Regions from separate parts of the Mus musculus genome. Here all the other regions are linked to region 2. Evidence: chromatin loops called from intact Hi-C (ENCODE). Cell type or tissue: heart. All regions are shown on one strand.

What was found. Hi-C counts contacts between places; a loop is a spot of excess contacts. Peaks named below come from ENCODE experiments on the same cell type or tissue, not always from the same donor. Only the 100,000 strongest peaks of a DNase experiment are listed, where the experiment ranks them.
Region 1: a loop joins it to region 2, with 2.5 times the contacts of the local background. A loop is called at or near these places in 11 of 42 quality-filtered maps.
Region 3: it touches region 2 in a loop (2.6-fold over the local background); 7 of 42 quality-filtered maps call a loop at or near these places.

What each region holds. Positions count from the first base shown.
Region 1 is chr12:35,953,819-35,961,818 of GRCm38, reverse strand. No RefSeq gene overlaps it. Among named protein-coding and RNA genes, the nearest start is that of Agr3, 32 kb to the right of the region's middle. In heart, a CTCF peak has its summit at 4,372 (motif pointing right); no DNase peak of the experiment used is centred here.
Region 2 is chr12:35,891,408-35,899,407 of GRCm38, reverse strand. No RefSeq gene overlaps it. Among named protein-coding and RNA genes, the nearest start is that of Agr3, 30 kb to the left of the region's middle. In heart, a CTCF peak has its summit at 3,028 (motif pointing left); a DNase peak (open chromatin) is centred at 4,927; H3K4me3 peaks cover 578 bases; H3K27ac peaks cover 347 bases.
Region 3 is chr12:36,038,565-36,046,564 of GRCm38, reverse strand. Tspan13 (tetraspanin 13) reads left to right here and starts at 4,087. Exons shown (of 6, transcript NM_025359.3): 1 at 4,087-4,314. The coding sequence starts at 4,252. In heart, CTCF peaks have their summits at 4,080 and 4,711; DNase peaks (open chromatin) are centred at 4,004, 4,724 and 5,364; H3K4me3 peaks cover 1,995 bases; H3K27ac peaks cover 1,301 bases.

The DNA of each region.
Region 1 (8,000 bases), 62 kb before region 2:
GCAAGTCCTGGATACACCAGAAAAGCAAGATTCGGATCTAAAATCACTTTTCATGATGAGGATAGAGGACTTTAAGAAGGACATAAATAATTCTTTTAAAGAAATACAAGAGAACACAGGTAAACAGGTAGAAGCCCTTAAAGAGGAAACACAAAAATCCCTTAAAGAATTACAGGGAAACACAATCAAACAGGTGAAGGAAATGAACAAAACAATCCAAGATCTAAAAATGGAAATAAAAAGAATAAAGAAATCACAAAGGGAGACAACCCTGGAGATAGAAAACCTAGGAAAGAGATCAGGAGTCATAGATGCAAGCATCACCAACAGAATACAAGAGATAGAAGAGAGAATCTCAGGTGCAGAAGATACCATAGAAAACAATGACACAAATGGGTGACTTTTGGGATAGCATTGGAAATGTAATTGAGGAAAATACGTAATAAAAAAAAAGTCAAAGAAAATGCAAAAAGCTCCCAAACCAAAACATCCAGGAAATCCAGGAGACAGCAAGAAGACCAAACCTTAGGATAAAAGGAATAGAAGAGAGTGAAATTTCCAAATTAAAGGGCCAGTAAATATCTTCAACAAAATTATACAAGAAAACTTCCCCAACCTAATGAAAGAGATGCCCATGAACATACAAGAAGCCTACAGAACTCCAAATATACTGGACCAGAAAAGAAATCCCTTCAGTCACATAATAACCAAAACACCAAATGCACAAAAGAAGGAAAGAATATTAAAAGCAGTAAGGGAGAAAGATCAAGTAACATATAAAGACAGACCTATCAGAATTACACCAGACTTCTCACCAGAGACTATGAAAGCTAGAAGATCCTGGGCAGATGTCATCCAGACCCTAAGAGAACACAAATGCCAGCCTAGCATACTTTACCCAGAAAAACTCTCAATTACTATAGATGGAGAAAACAAGATATTCCATGACAAAAACAAATTTACACAATATTTTTCCACAAATCCAGTCCTACAAAGGATAATAGATGGAAAATACCAACACAAGGAGGGAAACTACACCCTAGAAAAAGCAAGAAAGTTATCTTTCAATAAACCCAAAAGAAGATAGCCATACAAATATAATTCCACCTCTAACAACAAAAATAACAGGAAGTAACAATCTTAATGTCTCTTAAAAATCAATGGACTCAACATCACCTCATCTCTTAACATCAATTCCTTAATATCTCTTAACATCAGTGGAATCAACTCCCCAACAAAGAGACATAGACTGACAGACTGGATATGTAAACAGGACCCAGCATTTTGCTGCATACAGGAAATGTACCTCAGTGACAAAGATAGACACTACCTCAGAGTAAAAGGTTGGAAAACAATTTTCCAAGCAAATGGTCCCAAGAAACAAGCGGGAGTAGCCATTCTAATATTGAACAAAATCCACTCAATAGAAACAGATGTATAAAAGTTGGGGTCTTAGACAGATGCACTTAGCACTTAAAACACTCAAAATGAATAGAAACCAACACTTACCTAGGACTAATCGGCTATTCTGGGTCTGTTGTTGTTCCATATCAAATTGAGGATTTTCTTTCTACTTATGTGAAGAATGAGATGAGGATGTTGATTGTGATTTCATTGAATCAGTAAATTGTTTTGGTAGGAAGGCCTTTTTTCACAATGTCAATTCTACCAAGCTATATGCTTGGGAGGTTTTCAAATTCTAGTATGTTTCTTAATTTCTTTCTCCATGCATTTAAAGTTTTTATTGTGGAGTTTTTTTTCACCTCTTTTGTTATGTATAAATATTTTATTTGACTTGAGAGACTGGGAAGAGGAGCATGTTCATGATCTCTTTCCCAGCATGCTTGTTACTCATATGCATTAAGACTGGTAAATTTTGTAAATCAACTATGTATCACAACACTTGGCTAAAATTATTGATAATTTCTACATTTTTTCTAGTCAAGTTTTGGGAACATTGGGTATATATAAGATAATATAATCTTCAATTGAAAATAATTTGACTTAATATTTTCCCACTTGTATCCCTTCTCTTGTCTTATTGCTCCAGCCAATGCTCCAATCACATTATGGATGGGCAGTAGGGATAGTGGGCAATCCTCTCTCATTCCTGATTTTAATGGGGCTTATTAATGGCTTTATTCATTTAGGATGATAATGGCCATGGGTTTGTCATACATAACCTTTATTATGTTGGCATATATTTCCTACAGTCATTCTTGTTCTAGAGGTTTTATTAAAAAGATCAGTTGATAATCAGCCACCAAACACAGACACTATTGCATATGTCAGCAAGATTTTGCTGACAGGACCCTGATATAGCTGTCTTTTGTGAGGCTATGCCAGTGCCTGGCAAATACAGAAGTGGATGCTCACAGTCATCTATTGGATGAAACACAGGACCCCCAATGGAAGAGCTAGAGAAAGTACCCAAGGAGCTGAAGGGGTCTGCAACCCTATAGGTGGAACAACAATATGAACTAACCAGTACCCGCAGAGCTCGTGTCTCTAACTGCATATGTAGCAGAAGATGTCCTAGTCAGCCATCATTGAGAAGAGAGGCCCTTCGGTATTGCAAACTTTATATGCCCTGGTACAGGGGAACACCAGGGCCAAGAAGCGGGAGTGGGAGGGTTGGGGAACAGGGCGGGGGGGGGGGGAGGGTATAGGGGACTTTCGGGATAGCATTTGAAATGTAAATGAAGAAAATATCTAATAAAAATTGTTAAGAAAAAGAAGATATGCTAAATCTTATCAAAGACTTTTTCTTTCTTTTTTTGCTTCCATTGAGATGATCATATGATTCTTGTATTTCTGTCCATGTATTTGGTTTATTACATTTATTCCTTATAATGTTAAAAATAAAAATAAAACAATGAAAAACAACAACAACAAAAAATAAATTGCAGCAAAAGGAGTATAACACAGAAGTCACTGTTTTACACTATTATGTGTGCAATTCAGTAATGCCACACTTACAGTTTGTACAACAAATCTACAAATCATTTGCATAATGCAAAACAGAAACTCTAAACTGATGTAAAAACTCCTCCTTTCTGCCCATAGCCACTCCTTGGTAGCCAACATTCTTTTCCCTATTTCTGTGAATTTGATTACTTTAGACACTTCAGGTAAATGGAACCTGTAATATCTGTCTTTTGGTGACTGGCTTGTTTTACTTTTTTAGCTCTGTAAGGACTCTTTGTGAATTCAACATCATGCACCCCAATGCCTCTCATCCCCCCATTCACTCACATGTGCCCTTGGCCCTTGCAACATTTTCCCTAAAGAAAATAAAAAGTAAAAAAGAAATCCAAAACTAAAAACAACAAAACAAAGAAACAAAAAACCCTCATTATGGAAGCAGTGTTAGTGTGTCACACAGTATACTCTTTTGTCCATACATCTTTACATGCAGACTCACTTGCATTGAGTCATTAGTCCACCTTGAGCTCTCTGGCTTCTGCAGTGCCATCAATATGGGATCCTCACTGAGTCTCCTCTAGGATATCCTGTTGTTTCCTGTGTCAGGGAGATCCTGTGGCTTCATCTAACTGACCCTCCCCATCACACACCGGGTGGTCCACTGGGGTCTTCTGCCCAAGTGCACTTCATGGTAACAGTCCGGCTAGATTTCTTTCATAAGATAAAAAGTTTAAAAGAAAATAGTGAATCTAAATGGTGACTTGAGGACACTGAAATATTGTATTGAATACATGGATGTTAGCATGGACTTTAAGAATAAAGAAGGTTTATATTATTACAAAAAATTGATTTTTTTTCCCACATGATACTTTCGATTATGGTTTCCATCCCTCAACCACACCAGTTTCTCTCCACCTCTCCTCCTGTCTGAATCTACCCCCTTTCTGTCTGTCATTAGAAAGCAAGCATGCTTCTAAAACATAATCCTAAAATAAAATAAGATAAACAAAAACTAACACAGAGGATGGAGCAGGACAAACCAAACAATTAGAAAGAAAGGACCCAAAGAGAAGAAGGCACAAGAGACAGAGAGTCAATCATTTGCACACTCAGGTATCCAATCCAAACACTAAGCTGGCATTCATAATAAATATGCAAAGTACCTGCCAAGAGAGAAGAAAAATATGGATAAAATAAAAGAAAAAGAAAAAACAAGCCCATACATGACATTATGAGACAAGGAACCTCCAAAGATGCCACTGAGTTCTTTTTGTGCTGGGCATTCGGTCTACCCTTAAAGAGTTCTTCATTTCCCCAGCAAGAGTTCCTTGGAGAAAAGTAAATTTTCATTTCTAAGTGGTTATGAGCTGGAAATCGCTTCTGGATTAGGCATAGGGACATGTGCCTACTTCTCTGTTCAGCTCTAGGACCCCACATGCATGTACACCTGTATGCCAGAAGAGGGCATCAGTCTTATTCATTTACTTATTTAAGTGCTCAATCTGCATTGTACACTTGCATGCCAAAAGAGGGCATCAGATCCCATTATAGTTATGAGCCACCATATGGTTGCTGGGAATTGAACTCAGAACCTCTGGGAGGACAACCAGTGCTTTTAACTGCTGAGCCATCTCTCCAGTGTCATCTTGGTATGTCATCTTGTGGAATGGGTCTTAAGTCAAATCAGATGCTCGTTGGTTACTCACACAAGCTTTGTGCCACCATCACACTAGCATATCTTGCAGGTATAATACCATCGTAGAGCAAAGGATTTAAAAGTGTGTCTTGTCCAGCCTTCCTTCCCTCCTCCACTCATCATGAAGAGCTGTCTGGTCTCCTGGGCGTTGGGGCGGAAAGGAAGGGGAATCTGCTTTATGTTGTCTGCTACAGGGCTGAGAACGATGCTGGAATTCAGATTTGAAGGAGAGGTAAAGATACAAAGTTAGCCTACCTGCTTCCCTGGCTGATGTGCCCTGGTGGTTCCCAGAGAATGCCTGCTGGAGTTCAGGGCTGGGGGGATGAGAAAAGTGAGGGGGTAGGCAGTTTCAAGGGGGAGATCTCTGTGATTCACTGGAGATGGGGCCAGGAAGGGGAAGGGAGGCTGCAGCAGGTACAGAGCTATGGAGAAGACTTTGGGGTTGGTTTTGAAGGGACACAGAGAGAGGTGAATATTTATAGGGAGCCTTCCTGTTTCTTTGGCTAGAGTGGGAATCGTTTTTTTACCTGTAAAGATACCATCATCACATTGGAGGTGGGACCCATTCTCATCCAATATGGCTATGTTATAACTAACATCATTCTTTAAGGTCCCTATTTTTATTTTTATTGCTTATTTTATTGATTTACATCTCAAATGTTACCCCCCATTATCCCCTCCTGGTTTCCACAAACCCCCTATCCTAGCCCCTGCTTCTATGAGGGTGCTCCCCCACCCACTCCTGCCTCCCTGTCCTGGTATTCCCGTACACTGGGGCATCAAGCCTCCACAGGACCAAGGGACTTTCCTCCCATTGATGCCAGACAAGGCCATATTCTGCTATATATGCAACTGGAGCCATGGGTTCCTCCATGTGTAGTCTTTGGTTGGTGGTTTAGTCCCTGGGAGATCTGGGGCTTATGATTAGTTGATATTGTTGTTCTTCCTTTGGGGTTGCAAACCCCTCCAGCTCCTTCAGTCCTTCCCTTAACTCCTCCAGTTGGGGTCCCCATGGTCAGTCTGATAGTTGGCTGCAAGCATCCACATCTCTATCATTAAGGCCCTGGCAGAGCCTCTCAGGAGACAGCTATATCAGGCTCCTGTCATCAAGCGTTTTTTTTTTTTTTTTGGTTGTTTGTTTGTTTGTTTTTGGTTTTTTTTCTTTGCATCAGCGATAGTATCTGCGTTGGTTTGGTGGCTGCATATTGGATGAATCCTCAGGTGGAGCAGTCTCTACATGGCCTTTTGTTCAGTCTCTGCTCCACTCTTTGCCCCTGTATTTTCTTTAGACAATAGCAATTCTGGGATGAAATTTGGAAAAGGGTAGGTGGCCCCATCCATCAACTGGAGGCCATGCCTAACCTCTCCATATGATCTCTATAAGTTCTCTCTCCCTTTTGTTGGATATTTCAGCTATTTTTAAGTAAGGTGATATTTGAGGTACTAAGAACAAGGACTTGGACATGTAAAAATAATTACATGTAAAGGTTTTAAGGGAAGCAATTCAACCTGTATGTGATGGCTAGTTTTAATTACCAAGTGGACACAGCCTAGAATTTCCTTGGTAGAGAAGCTCAGTTAGGGATTATCTTGGTCCTGTTTGCCTATAGGCTTCTCTGTGGGAGATCATCTTCATTGCTGACATTGAGGTAGAAAGACCCAGCTACTGTAGACACCTCCATTCCCTTGGTTTGGGCCATGGTCTATATGAGAGTAGAGAAAGCAAGTTGAGGACTAGCATGCATGCATTTATTTATCTCTGCTCTTGACTGTGGATATGATATACACAGTTGCTTCAAGTTTTTGAAATTTTGGCTTCCCTGTAATTTGAACTGTAAGCTGTAACTGTAAGCTAAAATAAATAAACCCTTTCTATTTAAGCTGGGTTTTTTTTGTTTGTTTTATTTATTTTTTTGTTTGTTTGCTTGTTTGTTTGTTTGTTTGTTTTTTGGTTAGGGTGTTTCATCACAGCAATAAAAATGAATGTAGCTCAGTGTGATGACATATGCTCTATGAAAATCACTGCACTGAATTTCTATGAGTGGCAGTAATCAATGGTTACTGGAATCCACTTGTATTCCAGTAGATCTGTTCCAGCCACAGTGTGCAGTAGTTCTAAACCAAATCTGGGCAAATAGCAGGTGAGTCCTCTGTTTATTAGGTTGTGGGTAGGCTCCAAAATCCTTTTGCCCTCCCAACATCAAAACAATTTTGTGACTCTGTGTATCAGTGTAGATGTGTAAGAGGGCCAGGGAGTCACAGGAAAAGACTCTGTTTCCAGGGGCTTACTATTTAGTGAAAAACAGACGGGAAAAAACACATTTAAAAAGCAGAAAAGAAAATTCTCATTTTTCCTTTACTAAGTAAGACTGGTCCTGAATATGTAGAGTGTATATAATTATGTTTTAAGTAGTATCACTTTAAAGCATTTAGCCAATATTAATGTATATATGTATAATTTTCTAGAAAGATTAAAATTTCTTGAAGCCTGACATATTAGGCTAATTATAAAATACTGAAATATAAAACCTGTATATACTTTTGTGTTTTGGGGCTATATCAATGAATCTTTAATCCCACAGTATACTTTGTTTTATGAAATTGGCAGTAATGGAACACATTCTCATTTTACTCAAGATTCATAAGCACTACAGCTTGTATGGAACCCGACAGCATGGTGAGACAGCTGTGCCTCTCTCTACTGGTCCCACTCCATCAAAGTCCTGGTAGAAAGGGATTGTTTCCTATTGTTGAGGCATATATACATCTTACCACTGGGTGGAATTCCACAGAGAAGGGAGATTGCTTTAATTTTTTCCAGTCTGTCTTTGCATACAAAGTAACAAATGCAATTTCTGGCACAAAATAGAAGAAAGATACTTGGTAATTAGGAAAGATTAAATATTTTAAAATATGATCTTTGTGTGTTTTTACTTACATGAATGTGCTTCATTTGTTTGCTTGTTTTTGTAACAGGGTCTCTCATTGGCCTGGAGCTGGAGCCTGCTTAGCTCTAGACTGGCTGACCAGTGAGCTGCAGAGTTCCATGTGTATCCATTCAGCACTTCTATTACAAGTGGGTAGCACTGTGCCTGGGTCTATTTACATGAGTTCTGGGATTTGAACTCAGGTCCTCATGATTTCATGGAAAGCATTTTACCAACTGAGTTCTCTGTTCAGTCCCTACTAGACAAGGGGGCACTGGAATGGGAGGATCAACCAGGAGTAGGGAAGGGAGGTGGTGAGGGAGGAAATACAGGAAGAGACAGCTAAAACTAAGGGCAATGTGAGGGGCCACATGGAAAACTAAAATAGTAGAAGCTTCCTAAAATATATACATATATGAAGGTGATCTAAATGAAATTGGCAAATAACAGAG
Region 2 (8,000 bases):
TCAGGAAGTACTTTTCTACTTTGTCACCAACTAAATGTTGCATACCCTCTTATTCTGGGAGACATGAGGACATAGTGGAGGCTGTCCTGGTCCGTTCTTCCTTTTCTAATACACTGAGTTCACAGTACGTTCTACAGTCATGTTGAGAACTATAGTGAGACAAGGGAGATTTGGGGTAGCTAAGGCTACCTACAGACCTTCCTCCTACAGTAGGGCTATGCTGATTTTTGTTGAAAATGACCAGAAGGAGAATAGCAAGGTTTTGGAAGAATAGATGTAATTCTTATAGGCCCAGGAAATGGAGCTGGGGCTGGGGCTGGGGCTGGGGCTGGGGCTGGGGCTGGGGCTGGGGCTGGGGCTGGGGCTGGGGCTGGGGCAGGGGCTGGGGCAGGGGCTGGGGCTGGGGCTGGGGCTGGGGCTGGGGCTGGGGCTGGGGCTGGGGCTGGGGCTGGGCTGGGGCTGGGGCTGGGGCTGGGGCTGGGGCTGGGGCTGGGGCTGGGGCTGGGGCTGGGGCAGCACCATGGTAGAGCATGCTTAGAACACGTGAAAACTCTGCCTAGTCAAGAGTGCTTCGGAAGAGAATCCAAAGGCTTGGGCCTCTCTGAAGAAGCTGTACAGATGTCTCTATAAAGCACTTAGCCCTTGCTCCTGCCAGACCCAGGGAGCTGGGATCTGACTGGAAATAGTAGCTCTCATCTACTTCATTCATTCTCTCCCTTATCTAGCCCCCACTGACTCTGGAAAAAGTGACTGGATAGGAAGTAGAAGGAGATAAGAAAATAAAGTTCCAGAAAAACATCTCCCCCCCCCCCCGCCCCCTCCACCGTGGACAACTGGAGCCAGTTAATGAGACAAAATTTTGATGTTTAATTAAAGAAAGACTTTGATTCATATTTTCAGCTAAACATGTTAATACTTGCAATTAGGGTGTGTGTTAACTTTTATCTAACTTTTATTATAGAAATGTGTACTATCTATACAGAAAGAACAGGTCCCGCTGTTCCTTCAGGGGCGTGAAGGGCCATGCCTTGTCACTCAGTCACCAGGATTTCTAGGAAACGAATGTCTATTTACTTAGAAAGCAAGTGTCACATTGTGCTTTGAATGTGAGCTCTGCTGGTTGCCGCACCAGAAGTGATAGTAATGGGGAAAAAATGGACTATGGTGGAAAGGCGGTGTGGACGGAGTGGGGTAGAAGCTGGGCCCCTCTTTTGGGATCTCTTGGGATAGCCTTGTCCAGTGCTCATTCCATGACACTTCTGTGACCTGCTATCTCTGTCCTAGGACAAGCCTGAGGTGTTTTTCTCTTCCCGACTGTGTCCTGACATCCCATTAAAGAGGTAAGATGTTCTAGTCTCTTTCCTGCTGCTAAGACAAACACCCTAACAACCAGCAACTTAGGGGGAGAACAAGCTTGTTTTAGCTCCAGATTCTAGGATTCTATTCATCTTGTGCAGGAAGTCAAGGCAGCAGGAACTTGGGAAACTGTTCACATCATATCCACAGTCACGAGCAAAGAGAGAATATACTGATTATTGCTTGTTTGCTTGCTCTCAGCAGTTTTCGCCTCTCTTCTGCTATTGGAAACCTGCCTAGGGAATGGTGCCACCTGAAATGGCTCAGTCTTACATGAATTAAAACTCCCCCAACCCCACAGGCAAGCCTACAAGCCAACCTGATCTAGATAATTCCTTGTTAAGAATATTTTTCCAGGTGATTGTGGACTGTTACATTGGCAGCTAAGCCGGCACTGATGTCATAGGGCTGATGTTCAGGTGTGACCGTAGAGAGCTTTATGAGAGGGACAGTGTGAAACTGGCCAGCGCACTACTGTACTGTCTGTCCTAAGTACCAGGGTAAGTATTCACCTAGCTGAAATACTGTCCATGTGCTCAGTGTTCCTTCTCCCAGGACAAATGGTGACTCGACTCATAATGGGAGGCCCTAGTGCCAGGAGCTGAAAAGCCTCAGTTAAGCCTCAGGCCTGAGTAACAATTGCTTTTAGAAAGAAAAGAGAGATGTCTCATGTCCATTTAATAACCTTCATAGTTGACTACATTGGATCTGCGTGTCAGACTTAGAACGTTTGGTTGCTCCTACATCACATAAAACTTTTCAAATTTGCACTCTGTATGCTTTTTAAAGTTCAGAATGGGATCACAGTGGGCAAAGATTTTTCTATTTCATAGGGCAAAAGATTATCTGATCACAAAAAGGTCAAATTTTAGATATGCAAATTGCATATCTCTTTCTCCCCCTTTCACTGCTGGGCAGCCCCGCTCCTTTCTTGAGATTCCCCTTTACACAGCCTAAAGGTCTCTGTCTACAGGGGTGTGGGAGTGTGGCTCCAGGTCTTTGTGAAGCTCTGTTTGACTCCTGACTCCAGACTTTCCCCACAGGAAAAAAAAAAGGTCAGACTTGTTTTCGTTTTTAAACAATCTGTGTGATTTGAATAGAAATGGCACTGAAGGTGGAATGAAATTAGCATTTAAAAATCCCCTGAGCCTGTTCAGTCCTTACTACAATCTACTACACTTTCACCAATTTAGCTCTGCCTTTGAAATGCTTTCGTGCTGTGGTTAAGCACCAGGGAGCCAGGCTTGATTTTGAAGCGTGATTCTCTTCATCAATGGGGTATGGGACTTGGGTAAAAAAAAATGTAACCCGTGTGAGACCCGATTTTCTCTTTGAGAAGCGGGAATAATAACGTCTGAGTTTTCCAGGATTAAATAGATAGCTGTGTGTGAAGCTGCAATCAAGGACGATATACAGGAAAATAACCCAGTCCGTTCATAACGAACCCAGTTTATTAAGCTTACGGATAATATTTGAAAAGCTATTTCTATGAAGTGATTCCATTAACATTTGCGGAGGATTTGAGAATTTTAGGGATTATCTACTGTCACTAACAGTGACATTTATTCCGATTAAAACAAATCATTTCAAATGTCCTATGTAATTGAGGGATTAAAGAAAATGGCTTTTGTGTTTTCAATTTCAAAGATACGTTCACAGCGCCACCTGCCGATCAAGAGGATGAACGGCTTTTGGTCTATTTTGATAGGCAAAATAAATAAAATGCAAGAGTGTTTCCCTTGGTGTCTTTCTCAATACACTCTGTCATTTGCTTGAGAAATTTACATTATTTTTGCAAAGATCTGTAATGTTCTTTTGAAGTATCAAATATCTATTTATCTCTTTACTGACTGGACCCCATCATTGAGCCAGTTTAAATGGTGGGGTCAAATTATCAAATTAAACTAGTAACATAAAAGGTCAGGTGATCTGTACTGAGTATCTCTCTTCACCCAGAGGCTAGACCAGACAGACTGAACAGACGCATGCTAATCATTGGCTTTTACTCCATTGTAGAAAACATTCTCCAGCCCCAGGCTGACCGTAACGTTCATGTGAGGTTGGAGACTTTGAGAGACTACTCGGAGAATCTGGGTGTCGTTCAGCCAAGACTTGACCACTGTGGGATAAGAACAGCCCAGGTCCCAAAGGCACCAGAAGCACACACAGCCGGGTGCAAGGTGTCTATTGTATCTGTAGCAGAATTGTAAGTTGAAATGGTTATTATAATGAAGACTATATACGTCTTCTAAATTACAATGATACAATGTTATAAATGATGGACATGGTTATTACATATACATCTAATCAGAAACACACAGCCAACACCTAACTATGGATTACTATTAGCACACCCTTGGTATGCTTTACATATCATTTCAGTTTCTGTTTATGTCACCGCGAGTGTGCATATGTGTTTATATACATGTCACATATATAAGCAAATAAATGAACAAGTGTCATGAAGTACTTTTTCCACAAACTTTTTTCATTATTATAAAATTCATATACAAGGAATCATTCTAACCACCCAGCAGAGTGCAATTGTGCATTTCGTATTTTCAGAGTGCTATGTAGCTGTGTGTGACATATTTCTAGCACTGTTTACCACCACAAAGTAACTTATATACCCACAAATAGTTGCCCTCCCCCATTTTCCTCAAGCCCTGGGCAAATTCTGGCCCACAGCTTTGTATCTCTGTGAATGTGCTCATTGCTGCTGTTTTATGGAAGTGGGTTTATACACTGTATAGCTTTCTGTGGCTGCTTTCTTTCCTATAGCAGTGTTTTCAAGGTCCATGTACTTGGCAGTGTGTATCAGTTTTCAGTCTCCTTCATAGCTAAGTCACATGCCATTGCACATCTATTCCCAAACCTGTCTACCCACTCATGGATGGTTCCTTATCTGCACTTTTATGGGGTTCTGACTATCTATCGTCCCTATGAGAGCTGTGCAGGTGTCATTTGAATGCCTCTTCTGTGACCTTTGGGTATATAGTTAGGAGTAGAGATTGTGGCTGTATGCTGCTCTGTTCTAACTATGACATTCTGTCAAAGTCTAAATTGCCAAACTCTTCCCTGTGGTGGCTACCACGTATTGTACTACCAGTATTGTATGCATGCACTGTGCCTGTCTTCAGTTCTAATGTCTTTTGAGCTCTCCCGAGGCTGTGAGGTGGGTCTCCCGCTGTACTTTTGGTTTTCATTGCCTCAATATCTAATGACACTGAACATACTTTCATGAGCTTATTGGCCATTTGCATATTTCTTTATTGGTGTTTTGATTCAAGTCGTTTTCCTTCAGTGATTTTCTAAAAGATTAAAAACTAAGACCAGGAAACCCTGACTGGGCTCTGTGAGGTTGCAAAGAACAGAACCTTCTCATTAAATAAGGTGAGGGAGCCTGGGTCCATCTCAGCAGCTGCTCTGAGTCTTGTGAAGAGCTGGAATGCTACTTACTATTGTTCATCAGTTCAGGGGTCATTTGAGGCCTGGCTCGGGTCATGGTTGCTATGGAAACCATGGGGCAATGTGAGGTCATGGTTGCAGGAAGCTGCTGCTTAGTGCTTCTTTCTCTCCCATCTCATTTGTCTCCCATGCTCCCTCCCCGCCCCTTCCTGCTCCCTCGCTTTCCACACCACTGGACTCTGGTCCTTGCATCTCTGAAGCCATACTGAGGTCACAATTTCCAAGAGAGGAAATGATCCCTTTGGTTGGTCACTGTCCATAACTGGTATCTTCCAGGGCTGGCCTTTTGTGCTATATAGTCTCATGGTCATTGAGTGGTTACAGGTGTCCCAATTAGCGGAAGCCACACCAACCCACATCCTACCTGTGAGGGGCTGACAGGACACTGCCAAGGCTGAGGCAAACATGGAGGCTCTATTATGGGTTATCCATAATTTACACACATATCCCTTTTGATATTGTAACAAGTATTTCATAGGAAGGAATTGGCTGCTGTTACTTCAGGAGCCTCAGAGGAGGCTGTCCTGTTTCTCTAGCTTTTGGAGGCTACTGTCTTCCCTTTCATGTAGCACTGTCACTCGCTCCTGCCTCTACCACTATGTGGCCTTTTCTGTTTTTTGAACTTTCCATGTTCCCTTCAAATGGGTCCGTGTGGTAGCATGGCTCCCTCCTGGATATCTAGGAGAGTCTCCCTGTTCGGGGATCCTACCTATACAGCAAAACTCTACTGCCCTATTACATAGCACCACGGTTCTGAGGACTGACTCTCTATTCTTGAGGAGAGTTATTTGTCAGTCTACCACAAGGTCTCTGCAATTAAGAAACGACACAGTCAAGATTTTAGCCTTAATGTACATTGTGGAACAATTCAGAAAAGTCTGTGCAATTGGAAATGTCTAGTGTCCTTTTGCCATTTTATTTTCTGGTTTGTAGCTTATGATCGCTCCATTGCCTTAATTTAATATGTTGGAAATGAGCCATGTCTAACACCGTCTAAGGGGTTTTTGTTTGTTTGTTTGTTTGTTTGTTTTTGCAAAATTAATGAGGTAGATTTTTCACAGGAATCAAACCGTTGTAAAGGTCGTTAGACAACCCTGGGGGGTCTCCTATTGCTGGTGGATTCATTAATATTTAAGAGGCTGCAGTGTGTTAGGTTCTTCTGAATAAAGGATGAGTGGTTAGCCCACTTCTCCTTCCTAGAGAGCTGCAGGGCCTGATTCTCAGAAGCCACTTTTATGCCGGACTCTGTTTCTCAGTCGGATCACTTCCCATGAGATTTGCCTTTCCCCACACGGCTCCTGCTCTCAAGACACTGGAGACAGGTCACACTGTGTACCTGCCAGAGGTGTTCGACTGCGACTGCTTAGACTCTCTAATGCCAGCTCATGTTGGAAAAAATGGAAAATGGGGTGGGGTGCTACCTATACAGAGAGATTAAAACACCTCAGGGTTTTCTTCTTTCTTCCTTCCTTCCTTCCTTCCTTCCTTCCTTCCTTCCTTCCTTCCTTCCTTCCTTCCTTTCTTTCTTTCTTTCTTTCTTTCTTTCTTTCTTTCTTTCTTTCTTTCTTTCTTTCTTTCTAAGTATATTTGTCTAGGGAGTAGACAGGAAGTGAGGTTTATTTGAAATGTCTTAGAAATTCAAAGTATTAGAAATACTGGTGAAAAGATTGATTTCTATTTCTACTCAAATACTGTTCCAGATCCATGCCTGGGACCTACTAGAATCAGAAATGTTCACATGTATGCATTTACACACACACACACACACACACACACACACACACACACACACACACACACACACACAACACTGCACTTTCACTCTTCTTTTAGGTCATGCTTGTCCCTGCATTGTCTCCAGGCACCATACACAAAATGTAAGCACATGGAAGTTGCCTTCTGGCTGGGGTCATGCTTTGCTCCCTGATGCCCATCCATGAGATAAAGTGAAGCTAGCTTGCCCAGGCCTGCCAATGGCCTGGCACTTTGCTGTAAAATCGTTCTTTCCTTATCCTCCTCAGCTATGATTCATTTCTCTGAGCAGCACAGCTCTCTTGAGCACAAGCTAACTCATCCCTCATTCTACCCCAGGCATGGTAGAAGAGTTCTGTCCTAAAGAAAAAGCCAACATTCCATTTTTAATGAAAAACTCTTCCCTTTTGGAGACCTCAGTGTTTAGTTGGAGGCCAAGGTCACAGGCTGACTTCTTTCAGGGGCTGTGTGATATGCTGGCTCTATACTCCATCTGATTTTCTCCTTCTCCATCATTTGTAAGAGATGATGGCAACCTGATGCTGGCTGATGTATGTCTGCTGGAACACGACCTGCAGAGCGAGCTCCCACCCAATCACAGGGCTTTAAATCTAAAATATCTGAAGTCTGGCCTTCAACTAAATACTGTGGTACCAACCCCACTCTCAGACCTGGCTGTTTACCAGTCTGACTTCAGACACACAGTTTGGAATTACTATCTCTTTAAGACACATTGCTACTACATAAAGTCTTTAAGAAAGTTGCCTTTGTGTCCGTTGTTATGCTTTATAATGCAGCATAAAACAACTTGGTGGACCTGAAAAACAGGGATAAGGGCAGAGAAATGGGCAGGGGGCACAGAGAAGGAGAAAGAGAAAGGAGAAAGAGAGAGGAAGAAAAGAAGAGGCTGGCTGGAAACACATGGGGACAGAGAAAGCTAGTGAAGAAGGGGAAGAGAGAAAAAAAGATGGAGAAAGAGAGGGAGAGAGAAAGAAGATAGAGAGAGGGGAAGAGAGAGTGGGAAGAAAGAGAGAGTGGGGAGAGAGAGAGAGAGAGAGAGAGAGAGAGAGAGAGAGAGAGAGAGAGAGAGAGAATGCCTGATTCTAACTGATTTGATTGGTTGACAGCTTCGGCAACCCTCAGTTCTCACTTTATTGCCTTCCAACTTATGATGCCTTACAGATGTTATTTTTTAGAGTCTGATTTTGAACTACGGCTTGTGTGTATATTATGTCTTTCTTGTTTGTTCTCCTCCCGATGATTAGATCTAAACAAAGACTAAATGTAGAATATCTTTCCTGATCTCATTTTTTTTCCCTGAAAAAAATTTTTTCTTGCTATGTCCTCTACTTCAGACTCCAGAGCGACTCTGGCCTTGCATTTTATAGGAGGTGACTTTGAGTTTGCAGAAGGTGGCAGCAGAA
Region 3 (8,000 bases), 150 kb before region 2:
CTTCTGTGATATTCCCTGAGCCTAGGCGTGGGTAATACAGGTGTTTCCTATTTAGGGCTGAGTAGTCAACAGTCACTTTCTCTCAGGTCTTTCCCCAGTTAGCAGACTTTGCAGTAACTGTCACACACTGTAAACAGCAGCTTCTCTGACCAAGGGAAAAGCAGCAGAGTCTATCGGAAACGTACACACTGAGAGGTCAATGTGACATCATGCCCACTTAAGGAAACGACAGTTGCAGTGCCTCTCCCCCTTCTCGGGCCCAGGAGCTCCACAGCCTTACTTGTGATCAGATAAATAACACTAGTCCTATATTCTCTCCTATAGAAAGCAGGGCCACAACCCAACAGAAAACAGTTGTTTTCTTCCACAACAGTCTTGTCACTATTCTATCAGTGGGTACACTGTCCACCTTGTCTGGCAGGTTGGTTACATAGCTCACAGGGATCACAGCTGGATAAGATGGTTTGTGGCTTTTTTTCCCCCCAGCAATCTGTGTAGCACTTTCTGACTCTATCAAAGCTCTCTAGAGGAGAGGAAGTTCTCTGGTCAGTTGATCTTGAGTTTTTTTATTCCCTGTAACCAAAGTTTTTTACTCTTTTTATAATGCTATCAAGGTACAATAATGGGGTTTTTTAAAATCCCATCGATATTATCTAACCTGAATCACCTCCCAAAGGTGAAGTCAGATTATGTTCCCATCTTCTTAAGTAACTCACAATGGGAAATAATTTTCAGTCCAGGGCGTCTTGGGGAGACACTAAACTGTATTCAACTCATAGCTGCCTTGGCAGATCTTAGAACTGTGTTACACTCAGACTTTCTTTCTCTCGTTGTGACCTTTCTGCCCCTTCCCTCTTTGTTCCTCTCCCCACCCTTGCACAGGTACACTTGCGTGCTGGCTGCTGGTCTAGCATTCCCAGACTCCTATTTCTTCCTGAGTCCCACTCTGAGGTTTTCCTCTCCGATTAACCTCTTTCACCTTTAACCCAGCCTTGGCAGGCAAACTCTTGGAAGATCTGGAAAGACTCACAAGAATTTGTCTTTGCTGCGGCTCAGAATGACATCCCAAGCAGCTGATGGTTGTGGCCCATGTCTGTATTTTGCAACACCTGGAAGCTGAGGCAGGAGGATGCAATTTGATGTTAGCTTGGGCTATATAAGTAGATATCTTTGTCTCAGAAAAAAAATAACAATAACAACAAATGCTACAGAGAGAGAAAGAACAAAGAGCGAGTGGAGCAAGGGAAGATAGCGAGGAATGAAAGGGAGCAGGAAAGGGACAAAAGAACAGGGTTGGGGTGTAGAAGTGGATTGAACAGTCTCCTCCATCGACTGGGTAGGAGGCAATCAGCACATCACTTCCTTACTAGTCTACCGAGGGTAGCATAAAGATCCAGTTCATTTATTTCTTCATGAAAGAATCATGTATTTCATACCAAAACACTTTTTATGAAGCCTGCCTTCCTATGTCAGTTAACAACTCAGCCCATGTAATAGACACCAGTTTAAAGCAGTGGACAATGATTGAAGCCATGCTTTTATTTTGCCTGTGCACATGGACATGTGAGTATGCATTCATGACTGTGTGATAAAGCATGCATGCATGCAGGTGTTCAAGCACAGGTGTGCGTGCATGAGGAGGCAAGGAGACAACCTGAGGTATCTATGATTCGTCAGGCACTTCCCCCCTACTTTACAACACAGTCATGGTGGCCTAAGAGCTTGCTGCATAGGCCAGACTGGGCAGCTAGTGAGCCCCAGGAAGCTATCTGCCTGTCTCTACCTCCTCAGCACTGGATGTCTTTCCTTTTGATACTTCAAAAGATTTTCTTTTGATTCATGCTATTTTTGGTGATGTGAATATATGTGCACTTGAGTGCAGGTGTGCACTGAAGCCAGAGTGGTGGGATCCCCTGGAATTGTGAGTTCTGGGAGTCCGATCCTGTCTTCCTTTCTTCCTTTCTTCCTTTCTTTCTTTCTTTCTTTCTTTCTTTCTTTCTTTCTTTCTTTCTTTCTCTTTCTTTCTTTCTTTCTTTCTCTTTCTTTCTTTCTTTCTTTCTTTCTTTCTTTCTTTCTTTCTCTTTCTTTCTCTTTCTTTCTTTCTTTCTTTCTTTCTTTCTTTCTTTCTTTCTTTCTTAGATAGATTCTGTTATTCCATCTAGGCTAGTCTTCAACTCATAATTCTCCTGCCTCTGCTTTCCCAGGGTTGAGATTATAGCTATATGCTATCAAGCTTGACTTCCAAATACAATTCTCTTGCCCACCCAAATCTTTCAGAATGTTTAAAATACACGAAGTATGTAGAAAAGAAAAGCTTGAGACTGAAGTAGTTACTTCCACCCTGAAAACTGCTTACGCTTTATTTGGATAGGATATTGGTGTTGGAGTCTCAGATTTTCTTGTTGACACTTCTTTGTAAACTGCTTAGTTTAGTTTTATTTATATAGTTTAAAACAGAGTCTCCCTATGCAGTGTTGACTGACCTGAAACTCACAGAGATCTGCTTGCCTCTGCCTCCAGAGTACTGAAATTTAAGACGTGCACCACCATGTAAGTATTAAAATTCTGGATTTTAAAAAGAAAAGTAGAGCAGTATAGTTTGGAGTGCAGAGTTATTTCCCATACTAATTTTTAAAAATGTTTCTGGGAATACATACAAGATTGATAAGGATTGCAAGAGACGTAAAATCCATGAGTGTTTATTTGCATGGTGAGTTCTAAAGGAAGTACAAATAGGCTGGAGTATTTGAAGAGAAGGTATTTAATTAACTTGTTTAAGTCAATGATTTTTATGTTTGTTTTTTTTGGGTTTTTTTTTTGTTTTGTTTTGTTTTTGTTTTTTGACATACATTCACCTAACCGTGAGAAGTTTTAGGCTCAAAATGTACAGTAAATTTGAAAATCGCTTTTTAAAAGATCTATTTTACTATTTTACGAGTGTTTTGCCTGCATGTGTGTACCATGTGCATGCTTGATGCCCACTAAGGTCAGAGGAGGGCACTGGATCCCCAGGACTGGAGAGACAGGTGTTGTGAGTGCCATTTGGGTGTTGGGGTCCTCTGTAAAAGCAATAAGTGCCATAACAGCTGAGCCAACTCTTAAGGCCCTTAAAAATCTCTTTATAAAACCTATTGGTAGAATTTCTTTTGATAGAAAATACCAAATAGAAAATACCAAGCCTTTACTGCCGCTTAACAGTTGGAACCCAGTAGTGAGTGCCTTAAAACCATCAGGCGCACTGGTGCATCTGATAGGACACTTTATTCTATGCAAGGGGGTCTGTCAAATAGTGCATGATATACTTCTAATAATCTAGTTAGAGGTTAGGAATCAGGATGAAGATGCAGCAAACAAAAGTGATGATAAATTAATTGAATCTGTTATCGAAAGGCTTCCTAGCTTGTATTTATGCAAAAATAGGCCCCTAAAACCCAGGATCCCACTACAAGAATAAAGACTCCTGATTTATTTTGCACATATGTATTCATAAGGTTTATTAGTATTTCAAAAATCCCTGTAGATTAAGTCCTCTTGATCTGAAATCTGTCACAATTACAGGTTACCTTTCTTACCTATGTCGAGAGAAATTAGTTTTTATTTGCTCTTTTTAGTCTTTCACTGATGTTTTTCCTTTCATTGCCCCCTTCCCTGTTCTCTGTAAATCTTTCATTCTTGTCGTCTTTCTTTCATTCAAACGAGGCCAGGTGCTTCGATTTGTTTTATCATCTCATTCAAAATGGTGCCACGTCACCCACAGGGCAAGAATGGAGAGAGGTGCTGTCATTTCTCCTGCCAGCGTGGAGCCCCGCCCTCTGCTGTTCACCTGGGAGGGGGGAAATTATACAGAGGCCACAGTCTCGTGAGCCAGAGGCCGGCTCCCTCCAGACAGTCTCGGGGCCCCCTCCTCCTCCTCCTCCTTCTCCTCCGCTGAGCTGCCCCGCCTCTCCCGGACCCCAGAGCGCATTGATTTGCATATCTCTACCTTTGTTCCCTAGCAGTGGCCAATCAGAGTGCAGGGCGAGACGAGGCGGCGGGGCGGGGCGCGCGATCGGCGGATCCGCTGCGGCCGCAGGTTGCAGAGCGGGTGGGAGCCGCTGCGGGCGCGGCACTGCAGCCCTGATCCTGAACCCCGAACCCGAGCCCCGAGCCTAGCCCGGGCCACAGGCTCAGGAGGCCAGGATCCAGAAGCTACTCGCCCAGCCCGGCGGAAGACGCCTCGACCCGCAGGCACCCGCTAGCCCACGCGCCACGATGGTGTGCGGGGGCTTCTCGTGCTCCAAGAACTGCCTGTGCGCGCTCAACCTGCTGTATACCGTGAGTAGCCCGCGCCCGGTGGCACCTGCGGGGGCCGTCGGCCTCCTCCCCGCCTGAGTATTCGCCTGCGCCCCATCCCGCGCCCCTTGCGGGCTTCCCACGCCCCAGTTTCGCCTGCAGCCCCCGCCCGGGACCCCGAGCCTGCTTGTCGCAGTCTCCGCCCGTCCTTCATTGTGGCGCTCGCCCCTCGCCCTGCTCTCTGCAGCCCTTCACTTTCGCGTTCCTTCCCACTCTCCCCATTCTTTCATCCATCCCCAGGTTTCCATCTCAATCCCTCTAGCCGCACGCTTTCGGCTGGCCATCCCATCTGGAGGTTCGGAGGCTGGAGAGCAGCCCGGGCTTAGGGGACAGGTTTGCGGGATAGTGGGGCCTGGGATGGACCAGGCGGCCTGTGGATGGCGCGCTTCTGGCACAGCTCTAAAAGCTGCCTTTTGAATGGAGGCCATAGAGCAGGTTCACAGGATATCCGTGGCTTCCGAAGTTTGTTTCGTGCTTACATAAAGTCTCTTTGTTGATGTTTCTGCCCGTGAGGTATTCGCCTGATGCTTTTCCCATGCCATCTTCCTTCCCCTTTATCAATATTCTAGCTCCATTTTTGGCGAAGTCCTTCAGTATATAGTCCTCCACCCAAGTCGTTTTTATTTTTTTATTTATTTTTTCCTCCCTACGTATCAGCATATGCCTTCCAGCTTTAACATGGAAAACTCAGTTTGATTTTTTTTTTTTTTGAGGCATAATTGTGGCTGGACAGCAGGAAGTTGAGGTGATGTTTATTGAAAACCTTCACCACCCCAGCCTTTTCATTTGTCAATTTGTTATCTATCTGTGGCAAGCGCAGTTGTCTAAATTTTATAACGGTAAAGACCAAAAAAGGCTTTACTAAGTTTTCATAACTGGTAGTTGGAGAGTCTGGACTGGAACCAAGCTGTGGAATCTAGACCTTTCCACAAGCTGCCTCTCCTGCGTGGAAGAAACTTCCTTTCGGTCATCTCATTCCATCGGAGACTTGTTCTCTTCTATAAATACATCTGGTGCTTGCAGCACCCACCCTGAAAACAAACCCAGTTTCCCTGCATTAGCAGAGCCAGGCCATCTGGGCCAGCTTAGGTTACATCTATGGACAAGAGAGGCCGCTTGTGGTTGACAAGCAGAGACACCAGGTCACGGGTCATTTTACCTTTTTTTTTTTTTTCTGGTGTGTGTCTGAAAATGATGGCAAAGCTTTGACATAGGCACCGATGGTGTATATATTTTTCTGGCTAGTTCCTGGGAATCCAGTCAACATGCTCACAAATGGTACACTTGGCAGAAAAATTCTAGAATACATGGTGGCGAAACAGCTCCTGTCACTGGAAATCCATGTCAAGTTTCATATTAAGTTCACCTGTGCGGTGTGAGGCATGCTTACCACATTGCTATATTGTAAATTCCTATCCGTTCTTGAACAATTTCTCTTATTAACATGAATGGTCTGCTTAGAACGTCACATTCTATTTTGTGCCTGAGTCCCCCTCCCCCCCTCAGTGATTCAGTCATCTGTTTACCTGATTCTCCATCTTACAGTGTCTGCTTACACACAGTGCAGGGTACAGTGGCTGCTTCTGTGCCTCTTCGGCTATCTGTAGACATCAATGTGCAATATATACATTTAAAAAAAAAAGAACCTTTTTTCTTTTTTCAAATCAAGTAATACTGCTTTTAAGGTATATTATTTCCAGCAGTATTTACAGCGTGTCGTGAAAGCCAGGAGAAAGAAAAGTTGACCCTAAAGGCATATGTTAAGATTATTTAATATCTGCCCTAAATTATTGACTTCCAAAGTGTGTGTTATTGATTTTTTATCAGGTATGCAGTGAAAATTAATTGGAAATTCATGGGAATATAAATATGGCTAGCCATTCAAAGTCCTAGACTGTTTTAGACAAAGGGAAAAGAAGTTATTGTCTAAACATTTCCTCCTAAGCATTGCAAATAGGCAAAGTGACTATGACAGCGAGGTGAACAGAAGGAAAGGGTAGACTTGATTTTTAACATCTAGCTAAACATAAACACCTGTGTCTTCTTCCCTGTCTCTCCCTCAACATTTGAAGATGAAAAAAAAAAAAGTGTGATTTCTACCAGGGTTGAATTTGGCGATTAGGAGGTATTTTTTTTTTAGGACGGGAATAAAAAGATCCTCTGTAGGTTCTACTCTGGCCCTGGTAAGTGCTTGTGTTCTGCTCAGTGCTGCAGTGATAAAGATGAGGTCATTTCTGCAAGTGTTAGAACCAGGGTAGCTGGCGGGAAGGCCCATGCATGCCTGTGTCAGACTTCACCGCTGTTGCTTTGAAGCATTTTCTGAGAACTCGGGGGCACTCTCAGCCAAGCTGTGTGCCCTCAAGTGAGCCAGACAGTTCTCAGTGTGACCAGTCTAGAAGTAGAAAGCAGGTCCCTCAAACACGATGGGAGGAACATCCCTGAATTTGTCTTGGGAATCCAGTGACTGTAGAGCGGTTAATGGTGGATTTTTCTTTTCTGCCATGCGTCTTTTAACTGAGGGAATCGCAGTACTGACATAACCGTGGGTTAATGTACTGTGTGTAAACAATCTGTACACGCAGATGAAAAGGGGAAGTAGAATTGGTGTGTCATAAGGAACAGAGCCACTTGCTTCAGAGCTTCCTATATTTAAAGATGATGAGTTTCTTCAGTCAACAGTGTTAGTTGGTTTGTGATGACATGAGTCTCAACCTGGAAATGCAAGAGCAAACCAAACTGGACTCTAAAGTGAGTATGTTTGATGAGGCCGCTTCTCATTTATTGCATATGGTCTTGAGGACTGTATTTTACCAGTAAACTTTTGTTTATCTTCTACGCTACTGAAATCCATGGGGGAATGAGTATATATATATATATATATATATATATATATGCTATTTTTGGCCCAGTATGAAGGATCTAGTTGGGAATATTAAATGATGTGTAAAGGCTTAGACACCATAAAATTTAGGACTGAGAAAAAACTTTCTGAGTTAGGAATAAAGAAGGGATGTTTGAATTGAGGAGGTTTGAAGAGATAGTTTCCAAGTCTCTTTCATATCTTTAGGACACAAATATAAATTAAAATTAGTTTGGGAAATTAACTACTTCATTTATTTATTTTTAGACAGGGTCTTGCCTAGCCTGACCTTGAACTCAACTATGTAGCCCAGGCTGCCCAAAAAATTGGAATCTAGTTGGGCGTGGTGGCGCACGCCTTTAATCCCAGCACTCAGGGGGAGGGGGGGAGCAGAGGCAGGCGGATTTCTGAGTTCGAGGCCAGCCTGGTCTACAGAGTGAGTTCCAGGACAGCCAGGGCTATACAGAGAAACCCTGTCTCAAAAAGCCAAACAACAACAACAAAAAACAAAAAAATTTGGAATCTTCCTGCCTTGGCTTCTGTTTTTCTTTCAATTATTTAGCGGTCAAATACATAAGTTCTTATTACACAGAATTCCAAAATTTCAAGGGTAAAAGGATACGTTTTACTTTCAGTTATGAGACAGAATTATCATATATCTCAAATTCAAATTAGTAGCGTTTTAAAACTGTCTCCAGATTTCATAGGAAGAGTTAGGGAAGGTTTCAGATGTTTAACTATGTTGCCAGCCATTCAGATTTTCATTGAAAACTGAAATTTCAGAATCATCTGTATCTAAAGTCCCTGA